Linked DNA regions of Homo sapiens: regions 1 and 3 are each linked to region 2. A link is a contact called in ENCODE Hi-C or POLR2A ChIA-PET data. All regions are on one chromosome and are shown on one strand. Each heading gives the region's core, a stretch centred on a gene start or an enhancer-like site at or near the end of the contact. The rest is flanking DNA. Distances are from core to core; before and after follow the strand shown. Region 1 holds the start of EPB42 (erythrocyte membrane protein band 4.2). Region 2 overlaps TMEM62 (transmembrane protein 62). Region 3 holds the start of TMEM62 (transmembrane protein 62).

Region 1 (2,700 bases), core at 81-2,580, 52 kb after region 2:
CTGTAATCCCAGAACTTTGGGAGGCCGAGGCGGAGGATCACGAGGTCAAGAGATCGAGACCATCCTGGCCAACAAGGTGAAACTCCGTCTCTACTAAAAATACAAAAAATTAGCCGGGCATGGTGGTGGGTGCCTGTAGTCCCAGCTACTCAGAAGGCTGAGGCAGGAGAATCACTTGAACCCAGGAGGCGGAGGTTGCAGTGAGCCGAGATTGCGCCACTGAACTCTAGCCTGGTGACAGAGAGAGACTCCGTTTAAAAAAAAAAAAAAAAAGGACAATTTATTGGTGTCTGCCCTATTTTCACAAGACGTGGCTGAGATTATTGACTTAATTCACCCAGAGTTCTTTTTCTTCCCTTCTCAGCTGTTGGTCTCAGCGTCAGTTGCCCTCCGCACACCAGACCAACCAGGGCAGGGGAGTGAGGCAGTTTCTATAGCAACAGAACCACAGCTGCACCCCACTGTCCCCACACCTCTGCACCATTTCCCTCTGCCTACCCGCTTGCTTCTCCCAGGACACAAAACAGCCAGGCAATTCCCAGGCCAGGATATAATAATTCCTGCCAAGAGTGCTGCGACTCTGACCACCTGTGTTGGTTTCTTGCTTTGTGTCTGCCTCTGCCCCTTTTAGGTGGATTCCCTGACTCCCTCCTCTCCTTCTCTCCCATTTGGTGTAGAAGCTGTGACACCTTCATGCTACCCAGGGTGTCTCTCATTTGTATCAGTAAGCTGTGAACACTTATGCTATGATGACCTTGGGATAAGAATATAAATCCATGTTAACCACCATCACCATCTCACCATCATACAACTATCATGACCAGTTTACCCCAACATGCTACCCCATAACCACCCCACAGCAACATCACCATCACCTCCGCCTCCGCCTCCACCAGCACCCATCATCACACCACGCTCCACAGCCAGCTCACTATCACCTCTACCAGCACCCACCTACCACACCCCCCCCCCACAGCCACCTCATTATCACCAGTACCCCCTCCCCCACCATAGTTATACCACCATCTCCCCGCCTACCATCCATCCCACTTCCTTTAATGAAAACAGGTGATGCTGCGGGGGCTGCATACAGTCCAGCAAGCCCTGTCGAGCGCTGGCTTGGCTCACCCTGTCCCATGGTTGCAGGCCGCTCCTCTTATCCACTTGGCCGCAGAAAGCGCCTCTCTCAAACTGTTGCTTCTGGGCTCCTTCTGGGCTTTCTGTCTTCCAGACAGAAAATATGAAGGCACTTTTGTTGGCTTAAGAATCTGGAAATAGCAAAACCTCCCCCCACTACTCCTGTGAGCACCCTGACATGTTTCTTCTCTCCTACTCCCTCTCTGCTGGTATCTCCTGGACCAGTTACTGGGAGTAACCCTGTTCATTTTATCTCTTGTGCCAGGAGGCCCAGGCAGGAATACGCCTGGCAGCCCTGGGGGAGGGGGTGGGATGGGGAAGACCTGCCAACTAGAGAAGCCTAGAACAAACCTTGAAGCCTCTTGCTTCAGTGGTCTCAAGAGACTCTCAGAGATGTTATCTGGACTGCACTGGAAGACTCTGGAAGAGAGGAGGCCACAAACAGGAGTCCCATATCCAACTCCAAATCTCAGGCCCTAAACGTGACAGGGGCTGCAAGTTGCAAGATGTTCATGGGCTGTTTTGATAATAGAGAGAACACGTGCATCTGCAATTTATCTGTGTGAAAAAGATAAGGAAGTAGAATTTGTTGGTGAAAAATAAATGTATTAAAAGTAGAAGCTGGGGCCCCAACTCTTCCAAGCCTACCTGGTCTGGGACCCTCTACCAGAGAAGGTTGGGAACTATCTTGGGACTCAGGCCCTATGTCTTTTCAATTTTTCTTTCTTTAGTTCCTGAAGAGACAAGAGAAGGATCTCATATTTGGCCCTACCTGGGCTTGTGAAACTGTGTTACCAGAAGCACTTTCAGGGCAGCTGTACTTGCTGCATATACATGAGACGTCTATAGAATGATATAAAACACACTGCCAAAAATATTGGTTGCCTGTGGGGAGGGGATCTGGGCAGTGGGGTAGAAAGGTTATCTTTCTGCTGTTTACTCTTTTATACTTTTAAAACTTTGAACTTTTGAACTCATTTGAAGGATCTTATTATGTAAAAAAAAAAAAAAAAAAAAAAAATGAAACTTCTGCCTTTCACTAGCGCAGTGGCTCATGCCTGTAATCCCAGCACTTTGGGAAGCCAAGTCAGGCGGATCACCTGAGGTCAGGAGTTCGAGACCAGCCTGGCCAATATGGTGAAACCCTCTCTCTACTAAAAATACAAAAATTAGCTGGGCGTGGTGGCAGGCGCCTGTACTCCCAGCTACTCAGGAGGCTAAGGCAGAAGAATTGCTTGAACCTGGGAGGCTGAGGTTGCAGTGAGCCAAGATCGTGCCACTGCACAGCCAGCATGGAGCAAGACTCCATCTCAGAAAAAAAAAAAAAAATCCTTCATAAGAAATGAAGAAGTTAATTTTTCATTATTTGAAGATGTCATTTTTTACCTGGAAAACTTGAATCTACTAACAATGATTATAAAAGGTAATTTAGTGAGCTGGCTAATACCAAAAGTATAGAAGCCAATAGTTTTCATACCTGCAATCAATAACAAGTCAGAAACTGTAATTAAAGACCCAACCTATAATAGCAACAACAACAAAAGGTGAAATTTCTAGAAATAA
Region 2 (2,700 bases), core at 74-2,573:
CCTCACTTCTCAGACGGGGCGGTTGCCAGGCAGAGGGTCTCCTCACTTCTCAGACGGGGCGGCCCGGCAGAGACGCTCCTCACATCCCGGACGGGGCGGCAGGGCAGAGGCGCTCCCCACATCTCAGACGATGGGCAGCCGGGCAGAGACGCTCCTCACTTCCTAGATGGGATGGCGGCCGGGAAGAGGCGCTCCTCACTTTCTAGATGTGATGGCGGCCAGGCAGAGACGCTCCTCACTTTCCAGACTGGGCAGCCAGGCAGAGGGGCTCCTCACATCCCAGACGATGGGCGGCCAGGCAGAGACGCTCCTCACTTCCCAGACGGGGTGGCGGCCGGGTAGAGGCTGCAATCTCGGCACTTTGGGAGGCCAAGGCAGGCTGCTGGGAGGTCGAGGTTGTAGCGAGCCGAGATCACGCCACTGCACTCCAGCCTGGGCACCATTGAGCACTGAGTGAACGAGACTCCGTCTGCAATCCCGGCACCTCGGGAGGCCGAGGCTGGCGGATCACTCATGGTTAGGAGCTGGAGACCAGCCCGGCCAACACAGCGAAACCCCGTCTCCACCAAAAAAATACGAAAACCAGTCAGGCGTGGCGGCGCACGCCTGCAATCGCAGGCACTCGGCAGGCTGAGGCAGGAGACTCAGGCCGGGAGGTTGCAGTGAGCCGAGATGGCAGCGGTACAGTCCAGCTTCGGCTCGGCATCAGAGGGAGACTGTGGAAAGAGAGGGAGAGGGAGACCGTGGGGAGAGAGAGGGAGAGGGAGAGGGAGAGGGAGACGGAGACGGAGAGGGAGAGGGAGAGGGAGAGGGAGAGGGAGAGGGGTCTTTTGTTTTCTTTCCTCACTTTTCCCCAAGCAGAAGGAGCCTCTCTCTTTGCTGGCCTGCCTGGATATGTGGGAGAGGTGACCACAGTTTGTACCGTTCTGGGTCACACCTGAATTCACCATAGTACTGGGTCTTGTCCAAGTTCTGTGGTGACTACTGCTTGGCTACTGCTGATGTTTATTCAAGGCCCAGGGGCTCTTTAGTCAGCAGATGGTGAATCTTGCCAGGACATGGTCTTTCTCTTCAACACAGCAGGTTTTCTTCTGGCCCAGGCTGAGTCTAGAAATGCCATCCAGGAGTGAGGGCCTGGGCTCAGAGGCTTCAGGAATCTGCTTGGTGCTTTATTTTTACTGTGGCTGAGCTGGTACCCAGGTGGCAAAACAAAGTCCTCTTTACTTTTCTCTCTTGTTTCCACAAGAGGAAGGAGTCTCTCTTTGAGCTGCACTGCCTGGAGAGTTGGGGGATGGGTGACACAAGTACTCCCCTGGCCACCACAACTGGTGTCTCACTGGGTCTTGTGCACTCCATTTCCACTGGCTCTGAGCCCAACATAGTACCCAGATTTGCCCAAGGACTGCAGTCCTTGTGGCTTGACTGCCTTTCAAGTTTATTCAGGACCCTAGGGCACTTGTTTAGTCAGCTGGTGCTGGAGCTAGCTGGAACTCAGGTTCCTACCACTGGGGCAGAGGATTGCCCTCTGGCAAGGGCCAGCTTAAATGCTCCCTCTGTGGGTGCTGGCAGAATTCTGCCCTGTGTTGTGTTCCCCTGTGACAGCACTGAGTTCCAACGCAAAGTCTCACAGTCATTTTGCTCTCTCCCACAAGTGCACAGATTATCTCTGCCACAGAATGGGGGAAGGGTGGTGTAGGCAATGAAGTACTGTGTTGTCTACGCTTTTTAGTGCCTCTTTCCTTGATATGATGTTAAAACCAGGTACTGTGATCACTCATCTGATTTTTGGTTCTTATGAAAGTGCTTTCTTGTGGGGATAGTTGTTCAATTTGGTGTTCTGAGGGGAAAGGGGTGGATGATTGCTGGAAGGTTCTATTTGGCCATCTTGCTTTACCTCCTCCAAAAGGGGCTTGTTATGAATAACAATAGGTATTCCTTTTACTTTATCACTCTAGAGCTGTTTTAGGAGCCAGAGACAAAATCCAAATGTTATAACAATATGCTCCTATCCTTGTTATCACTTAGAAAATTACAAGGATTTTAGGAGCTCTGACCAGTGGGGACAAAGACCAAAATATGTATTTCTTATATCACAGTATCACAGATGCCATTTCCATTTTTGTTAATAAGGCTACTTTAAAAATCTTAACTGAAAGTGTACCCATGTATCTATTTCACGTTAACATCTATTTCCCTGCAGGCCCGGGTCCTTTTTGTGCTGATTGTGCTGAGCCAGCTCACCATTCTCATTATTTTTAGATATCGAGGATACCCAGAGCTTAAAGGTTAGTTATGGTTCCTTTTATTCCTATAAGCCTTGTTCATGGAAAAAACCAAACTCCGTAAAATATTTTAAAGAGGTTTATTCTAAGCCAATATGAATGACCATGGCCCAGGGAAAACACAAACTCAAGAAGCCTTGAGTAAATGGTCCTGAGGCAGTTGGATTACAGTTGGGATTTATACATTTTATGGAGGCAGGGGTTATAGGAAAAGACATAAAGCAATACATGGAAGGTATGCATTGCTTCGGCCCCAAAAGTTGGGATATCTTGAAGTGGGGGCTTACAGGTTTTACGGGGATTCAGAGATTCTTTAATTTGCAATTGGTTAAAGGACTGAGGCTCTGTCTAAAACTTGTCAGCAGAAAGGAATGTTTACGTTAAGATAAGGATGCTAGGTCAGCCACAATATACTGGG
Region 3 (2,732 bases), core at 89-2,588, 35 kb before region 2:
GGAAAGCAGTTTTGCTAAAAGCTGTACAGACTTTCCTTTGTACCTAGTAGTACTTTATATAGTATAGCTTTGGGCTATGTAGCATTTTAAGACTCAATTAATAAAAAATTAATCTGTTGCTGACTCTGTTAATTCCTATTTCCACATGTATTTCCTTGAAGAATTCAGGATACGACTTCTTGTGTATGACAGTTTTCCTTCACACACTATTTTTGTGGGTGTGTATATATCTGATTTGGGGAGAATTTAAAAAACACATAGCTTTTTAATTTGTTTGAAACAGACCTTTTGCCTGTTACATTTTGTGCTCTTAACCAATTAAAGAAGCCAATGACATGTTAGTTTTATATTGTGTTTTCCACTAGTATATCCCTGTTGATTTGTTTGTGCCTTTTATTAACTGCCATTTTCTAAAATTTTTTTCAATAAAGGGAAGACGTGAAAAAAATTACTCAGAACAGCAATATATAATAAACAATTAAAAAATCAACAATAAGGGAGTTGTTAGATAAATTAAGGTAGGGCTGAATCTAATTCTCCTGGGTCTGGCCCATAGGAAGTATTTAATACTTATTAAATGAATGGTATACTACCGTGTTGCAATATTATTTACTCAGGTGCATGTGAAATCAGTTTAAGGGAAAAATAACTTTCACAAAACATAGGAATTACATCTATAGAAAACCTATGCTGCCGGGCGCGGTGGCTCAGCCTGTAGTCCCAGCACTTTGGGAGGCGGAGGCGGGAGGATCGCTTGAACCTAGGAGTTCCGAGGCCAGCCCGGGCAACACAGACAGATCCCAGTCTCTACAAAAACTATATTTAAAAAATTAGCTGGGCGTGGTGGTGCGAGCCTGTAATTCCAGCTACTTAAGGTCAGGGAGGTCGAGGCTGCAGTGAGCCATGATCGCGCCACTGCATTCCTGCCTGGGGGATAGAGACCCTGTCTGAGAAGTGAAGGAAAGGGGAATGGTAGAGGGAAGGGGAAGAGAAAGAAAAGAAAACCTATGGAGGTACGTTAATAATCAGAAGGGGCCAGAGGAAGCCACCTGACACATTTGTGAGACAATTTAAAAGGCGTTCTCATACATTCTCACTTTGATACAACAACCCTGCAAAGTGCGCACGGAAGGTGTTATTAACTCCGTTTTACAGGTAAGGAGATCGACCCACTGAGGTCAGGAGTGACTGACCAAGGCGGAGCCAGGACTCTAGCCCCCGCCTCCCGGCCACTGGTCCCGGTCTCCTTCCCCGCCACCACTCGGCCACCGTCATTGGTGTTCAGAGTTTCGGTTCTCTTTTCTGTGATCGTATTACTTATGCAAAACGAGCCCAGTCACTTGCGCGGCCAGAGAGGGGCAGGTGCTGGGCGGCGGCTGACGGGCGCAGCACCCTAGGCCCAGTGTCTGGCTCCAGCCCCGCATCCGGCGCCGGCCCCGCATCCAGCTCTGGCCCTGCGACAATAGAGTCCGGAAGTGCAGGCAAAGCGGCTCCCGGGAGCGCCGCGCGGTCCTGCGCGGGATCAGCGAGGGCCGCGCCCCGGCGGGCGGGCGGCATGGCTGCAGTGCTGGCTCTCAGGGTGGTCGCGGGGTTGGCGGCCGCAGCGCTGGTGGCCATGCTCTTGGAGCACTACGGCCTGGCGGGCCAGCCCTCGCCGCTGCCGCGCCCCGCGCCCCCCAGGAGGCCGCACCCTGCGCCAGGGCCCGGAGACAGCAACATCTTCTGGGGCCTGCAGGTGACGCGGCGGGAAGCCGGGCCGGGAGGCAGGTGCAGATCGGGCACCGTGCGGTGGGACCCTTGCGGGTGTTGGGCCCCACGCTCCAGGCTGGGGACCTCAGTCAGATTGTAACTCGAGGCTCTGTCTAGTGCTGGCCCTGTCCTTACCTGGGGGGTTCGTTATGCATTGCCTCTTTGCCTTTTCCTTCTGCCCGAGAGAGCCGCTGAGCCGCCCCTCCCCATGCTGCCTCTTCCTGGCTCAGATCTCTCTGTTCAATACCTGTTTTCGGCAGATATCCGACATTCACCTGAGCAGGTTTCGAGATCCAGGCAGAGCGGTAGACTTAGAGAAATTCTGTTCTGAAACTATTGACATCATTCAACCAGCTCTCGTCCTAGCAACAGGTAGGGAGGCTTGCCGTGCTGTGGTGGTGGTCTGTGGTCCGCATGGTAGAACTCTAGCCAGGGCTGTGGCTTTTCATTTTGGGGACGTTGGGAGCAGTATAGCCACAGCCCCAGGTGAGCTCTGTGAGGTGGAAGAGATTGGACATTCTAACCCCTTTGCCTATGGATAACTGAATGAGTCAAGATCCAGGCAAAATGATTTGACGTAGCAAGGTTTTGTCAAAGCAGTAGAAGCAAGGCTCCTGGTTCTCATGTCAGTCTGTTGTCTGATATATTTGTATCTGGTTTTTGTTCTTGTTGTTGTTACAGTTCTGGTTGTGAGAATTAGGGAAAAGCCTGTAACCACGAATCAGAAGTTCTCTTCTTTTGCTAACTTTTCTATTTTCTTTACATTATTAATCTTATATTTTCAGTTGTTTGAGGCTTCCGGTGACCCAGGGCACTTTTTCTTCATCCTTTGATAGTTTTATGACTTAAGTTTTCTAGACTCTTCAAACACTTTATTTGCTTTCAAACTGTAATGGGGAGAAGAAGCTAAAGGAGCATCTATCTATCTTGCTTACTGGGGAATTCATCACTCATCCACCTTATTGAAGCATCTCTGCTGACAT

Evidence for each region. A loop is a pair of places that touch in the nucleus more often than their neighbours do. ChIA-PET counts read pairs that join two places held with the same protein, here RNA polymerase II (POLR2A). Pooled maps may share reads with other maps.
Region 1: a loop to region 2 is called in a map of heart left ventricle, with 4 times the contacts of the local background. The contact joins the promoter of EPB42 here to the enhancer-like site in region 2. A Hi-C loop is called at or near these places in 1 of 168 maps with a recorded cell type or tissue (heart left ventricle). POLR2A ChIA-PET finds 5 or more read pairs at or near these places in 3 of 52 experiments (MCF 10A, activated CD4-positive, alpha-beta T cell and activated T-cell).
Region 3: a map of sigmoid colon shows a loop between it and region 2 (5-fold over the local background). The contact joins the promoter of TMEM62 here to the enhancer-like site in region 2. A Hi-C loop is called at or near these places in 2 of 168 maps with a recorded cell type or tissue (mammary epithelial cell and sigmoid colon) and 6 of 50 pooled maps. POLR2A ChIA-PET finds 5 or more read pairs at or near these places in 12 of 52 experiments (BJ, CD4-positive, alpha-beta T cell, GM12878 and 9 more).

Annotation. Positions count from the first base shown.
Region 1 is chr15:43,219,688-43,222,387 of GRCh38, forward strand. It overlaps EPB42 (erythrocyte membrane protein band 4.2), which reads right to left and starts at 1,331. Exons shown (of 13, transcript NM_001114134.2): 1 at 1,129-1,331. The coding sequence starts at 1,138.
Region 2 is chr15:43,167,393-43,170,092 of GRCh38, forward strand. It overlaps TMEM62 (transmembrane protein 62), which reads left to right. Exons shown (of 14, transcript NM_024956.4): 11 at 2,201-2,285. Among named protein-coding and RNA genes, the nearest start is that of CCNDBP1, 17 kb to the right of the region's middle. RefSeq lists an enhancer at 1-519. Within about 2 kb of position 1,324, at least 6 of the 41 ENCODE cell types and tissues checked have a DNase peak (open chromatin) inside an H3K27ac peak, as active enhancers do; they include mammary epithelial cell, where a contact is called at or near this core.
Region 3 is chr15:43,132,248-43,134,979 of GRCh38, forward strand. TMEM62 (transmembrane protein 62) reads left to right here and starts at 1,339. Exons shown (of 14, transcript NM_024956.4): 1 at 1,339-1,735; 2 at 2,010-2,121. The coding sequence starts at 1,556. RefSeq lists silencers at 1,127-1,186, 1,407-1,806, 1,997-2,208.